Regions from separate parts of the Homo sapiens genome. Here region 1 is linked to region 2. Evidence: read pairs that join two places in POLR2A ChIA-PET (ENCODE). Cell type or tissue: Caco-2. All regions are shown on one strand. Region 1 overlaps ABR (ABR activator of RhoGEF and GTPase). Region 2 overlaps NXN (nucleoredoxin).

Region 1 (2,500 bases), 120 kb after region 2:
TAATCCGCCCGCCTCGGCCTCCCAAAGTGCTGGGATTATGGGCGCGTGCCACCACGCCTGGCTAATTTTTGTATTTTTAGTAGGAAAGGGGTTTTGCCATGTTGGCCAGGCTGGTCTCGAACTCCTGACCTCGTGATCAGCCCACCTCGGCCTCCTGCTCTTTCCCGCACGTGCTCCTCTCCTTCCTCCCAGGGGCACCAGGCACAAGTGTCCCCTGCCCAGAGGACTCCAAGACAAAGGACGCTCACCTTATGCCATAAAGCAGCACCTCAGCTGCTTCTCCAGGCCATTAGCCATGCCACGGCCCTCTGTCCGGGCTGGGGGATTCGTTGACAAAGGCCTGAGACGTGGGGACATGGCACAGAGGAGGGAACATGGCCTTTCCCACATACCATACGCAGAGATGCCTTGGCCAAGGTACTTAACCTCAGTACCCCAGTGTCCTCATCTGTAAGATGGGGAGGAGGGACTGTCATTCTCCCTGGAGGATCACGACAAGGATCACACGAGGAGATGGCATTTGGGAAGCGGCCTCCAGGAGCACAAGTGCTGGACACACATTGGTGACGCATGCTGCCGTCTGTCTGTCACTAAATGCTTCCCCCACCCCACCCCGCCGCTGAGACTCCTGCCCCACTGCCCCATCAGGCGACCCAGAGTGGGGGCCTCATCACAGCAGCAAATGCCTGCGCTTAGGCCGTAGGGCCCCTTGCTTTCTCTGGATGGGCTGCTGGGAGGGGGCTTAGAGAGAAGTGGGGGCCTCAGAGACTGCCCTCCTCCTCCTGCCTTTCCTACAGGCCCCCTGAATATCCCCGAGGGCTGGGCCCTATCTCAAAGCCACCTCCGACTATGTCCTCAGCGCCTGCTGGCGGGCAGAAAGACTGCATTCCAGAGGCTAGTGCCAGCTCCCTTCCTTAGATGTGTGGCCGGAGTGAAGGCAGAGACAAGCTGTGGGGACAGACCGTTCCGTGGCTCCGTGGGGCCCGGGTTCGTGGGAACAGCTCCGTGTGGACTCGTCACCCAGCCTGGCCATCCACGGTGGCTCTGAGGGCAGTCACGGGGCGAGACTTTCTAAGCCACAGCCCGCCCCTGGGGCATGCCTCCCCCACCAAAGGCAGGCTGGTGAGATGGTTCTGCAGCGGAGGGCCAGGGCCGGGCCTTGGCATGCTGAGTGCTGGGGGACTTCAAAGGCCTGCAGGGGACTCTGGCTCTGAACTGTCCGCTCACAGGCCCAGGTCAGCTGGCAGCAGGAAGGTTTATGTTTCTTTTAATATCAACTCCCAGGCATTTAACATTCCTCGAAGCTTAAACACAGAAACATTTTCCTTACCAGACTCTGCCTTCTGCTTTGCCAAACATAACCTGGCTTCCTCCCTCCCCCACTGCCTCCATCTGCTCCTGTCTCCAAGAGGCTTGCAGTGACTGATGGTGTGTTTCCCCCGGGGCTTGTGCAGCTGAGTGAGAAGGAGGGAAGCAATGGGGCTGAAGTCCAGGTGGGGGAATGTGCCCTCGGGCCTTGGGAGCTGAGTTCTCGAGGGGCTGGGGCCCACCGTGCCCACGGGGCTGGCTGCCCGGCACATCCTTGTAACTCTTCTATTCCACAGCCACCAGTGGCCCAGGGAGTGTGGCGTGGCGACCACTCGTCTCTTGCCTGGGCGTCTCCTGGGGCTGCACAGGCCAGCCCAGAACCCTTCCGTGCCTGTCCCTCTAGCCCAGCCCAGGGACAGGGAGATGGGGCTCCCTCCCCTTATCCCCACAGAGAGCAGGTCCCAGGGACTGAATCTCTAGAGCCCATTTCCTAAATCACGAAGGACTGGCTGGCAGTTGCCTGGCAGCCCTGTCTCCCTAGTGACGAGTACTGAGAAGCAGGGTGCAGACCCCACAGCATCGGAAAGAGACGTGTTTAGGAACACGGGGCGTATGCGGCAGAGGCCAGGCCCCTCCACGTGGGGCCCCTGGTTCAAACACTGGAGCCTGAGATGGGGCAGCGAGTGGGAGACCCACACAGCTCCCCAGGGGCAATGCTACCAAGGACCTGCAGGTAAGAGCCAGATACCAAACTCGGTGGCCATGACAATGCATCAGAGAACAAATGCTTCCTGCTAAAAAGCATCGTTCAGCTCCCTGTTGTAGACGGAGCCATCGCAGCCTGCGCCTGGATCACCTCTTGGGCCACGGTCAAGAAGCTCGGCGCCCAGCTGCGCCTGGATCACGTCCGGGGCCACGGTCAAGAAGCTCGGCGCCCAGCTGCGCCTGGATCACGTCCGGGGCCACGGTCAAGAAGCTCGGCGCCCAGCTGCCGCCTGGATCACCTCCGGGGCCACGGTCAAGAAGCTCGGCGCCCAGCTGCGCCTGGATCACGTCCGGGGCCACGGTCAAGAAGCTCGGCGCCCAGCTGCGCCTGGATCACGTCCGGGGCCACGGTCAAGAAGCTCGGCGCCCAGCTGTGCCTGGATCACGTCTGCGGCCACTGTCAAGAAGCTCAGCACGCCCAACGCCC
Region 2 (2,500 bases):
GTGCAAAATGTTAGCAGTGGGGAGGTTTATGATTCCTATATTCTAGTGCTTTTCTACATTTTTCAAATTCTCAAAAAGTTTTTTTTTTTTTTTGAGACAGGGTCTCACTCTGTTGCCCAGGCTGCCGTGCAGTGGCACGATTCTGGGCTCAAGGGTCTTCCCACCTCTGCATCCTGCATATCTGGGACCACAGGTGTGTATCACCAAACCCGACTAATTTTTTATTTTATTTATTTGGGACAGCTTATTTATTTATTTTTTGAGATGGAGTTTCGCTCTTATTGCCCAGGCTGGAGTGCAATGGCGCGATCTCGGCTCACTGCAACCTCCACCTCCTGGGTTCAAGCGATTCTCCTGCCTCAGCCCCCCGCGTAGGTGGGATTGCAAGGCGTGAGCCACTACGTCCGGCTAATTTTGTATTTTTAGTAGAGATGGGGTTTCACCATGTTGGCCAGGCTGCTCTTGAACTCCCAACCTCAGGTGATCCGCCCACCTCGGCCTCCCGAAGTGCTAGGATTACAGGGATGAGCCACTGCGCCCGGCCGATTTTTAATTTGTTGTTGTGATAGAACATACATAACAGAAAATGTCCTATTTCAAGTGTGTTCCGGTGGACCGTCCTGCAGCATTAGGTGCATCTCCTGTTCTGCTACCATCACCACCATCTGTCTCCAGAACTTTCCATCTTCCCAAACTGAAATTCCGTCCTCAGTAAAGACTAACTCCGTTCCGTTCCGTTCCGTTCCCCTGCTCCCCAGCCCCAGCCCTTGGCAGCACCAAGCCTCATTCAGTTTTAAAATGCAAACATTCAAAGACCAAGCCTCATTCACACCTTCGGTGTAAGTTACTTTCATCTGCGAAACTCCCATCACTCAGAAAGGAATGCCCAGGTAAAGGCAGGAAGTACAGGTACACAGAGCTGGAGACAGGCCTGGGTGGCAATTTGGGATGGGGGTTGGGAGAAGAGATTTTACAAGTCAGATGGGAAGGAAAAGTAACTATTTGCTTTGAGGTTTGGCCCAGGGCCTTGGGAGCAGCCGGCGGATTCAGGTGTAAGAACTAGCCACCAAAAGCCTCTGCATCTCTTGTTCAAAGCTGATTGTCTCAGGTTTGACTGTCTCAGGCTTTGGTGTCTCGCAGAAGCACCAAAGGAGAGGACAGGGAGGAAGAAAGAAGGGGTGGAAAGGAGATACAGAGACTTAAGTCAAGAATGAGGCCTCCCGCCTCCCGGAAAGCAAACCTAGGAATACTCTTGACAGCTGGTCACACTGCACCTGCCTGAACAAGTCCAGTGACGGGTACAAGGAGGCCCCAACATTCCAGAGAAGCACATCCAGGCAGCTTCAGAAACCCCAAACCCAGGAACACAGAGGAGGCTGGAGAGGCTTCTGGCTTTTTCCTGATTGACTGACTGAGACAGAGTTTTGCTCTTATCACCCAGGCTGTAATGCAATGGCGCGATCTCAGCTCACTGCAACCTCCGCCTCCCGGGTTCAAGCGATTCTCCTGCCTCAGCCTCCCGAGTAGCTGGGATTACAGGCGCCCGCCACCATGTCTGGCTAGTTTTTGTAGTTTTAGTAGAGACGGGGTTTCACCATGTTGGCCAGGCTGGTCTTGAACTCCTGACCTCAGGTGATCCGCCCGCCTCAGTCTCCCAAAGTGCTGGGATGACAGGCGTGAGCCACTGTGCCCAGCTCCTGATCTGTGGTGGTTGTTGCTGCTGTTAATGTCTCACCTCTCACTACAACTCCCCATTCAACTTTCTCTAAAACCACCTCACTCATACAAACGTTGCCCTGGCTCAAGCAACTGCTAAAATGCTCACGAACGTCCCTGTTCCCCAAGAAGTACATGGTGGGCTTGCTCCCAGCACAGCAAAAAGTCATCATTCCAGTCTTTAGTTTATCCAAAACTCCCTTTCTCTGGCTAAGAGCTATCACTTCTTTAGATAATCTTTGCTTTTTCTTCCCTGATATCACCAATAGTAGCAGCTGATTCTCGTTGCAAAAGAGCCATTTTTCACAAAGAAAGTTTTAATGACTTAAGAGTTAGCAGCTGGGCTGCAATGCAAATCTATGTCTTAGCAGAATTATGACCTGTCAGGAATCTCTGGGATGGATGAAAGCTCTCAAGATTCAAGACAATGTTAGATCCGCACATTCTCAGTATCTACCGTCTCTGTCTCTATTTTTCTCCTCCTTCCCTCTTTCAAGAGACGGATCTCACTCTGTCACCCAGGCCGTAGTGCAGTGGCACCGTCAATGGCTCACTGCAGCCTCAACCTCCCGGGCTCAAGCAATCCTCCCACTCCAGCCCTCCAAGTAGCTAGGACTACAGGCATGCACCACTACACCCGGCTAATTTTTTTATTTTTTATAAAGACAGGGTCTTGTCATGTTACCCAGGCAGGTCTCGAACTCCTGGGCTCAAGCGATCCTCCCGCCTCAGCCTCCCAATGCTAGGATTACAGGCGTGAGCCACTGTGCCCGGCTCTCCTCCC

What was found. Peaks named below come from ENCODE experiments on the same cell type or tissue, not always from the same donor. Only the 100,000 strongest peaks of a DNase experiment are listed, where the experiment ranks them.
Region 1: POLR2A ChIA-PET joins it to region 2 with 6 read pairs; 1 of 35 experiments calls an interaction of 5 or more read pairs at or near these places.

The regions. Positions count from the first base shown.
Region 1 is chr17:1,046,373-1,048,872 of GRCh38, forward strand. All of the region lies in intron 16 of ABR (ABR activator of RhoGEF and GTPase), which reads right to left. Among named protein-coding and RNA genes, the nearest start is that of MIR3183, 25 kb to the left of the region's middle. RefSeq lists an enhancer at 1,921-2,500. In Caco-2, no CTCF peak of the experiment used is centred here; a DNase peak (open chromatin) is centred at 1,449.
Region 2 is chr17:923,993-926,492 of GRCh38, forward strand. All of the region lies in intron 1 of NXN (nucleoredoxin), which reads right to left. Among named protein-coding and RNA genes, the nearest start is that of NXN, 55 kb to the right of the region's middle. RefSeq lists enhancers at 1-402, 403-958. In Caco-2, no CTCF peak of the experiment used is centred here; DNase peaks (open chromatin) are centred at 959 and 1,289.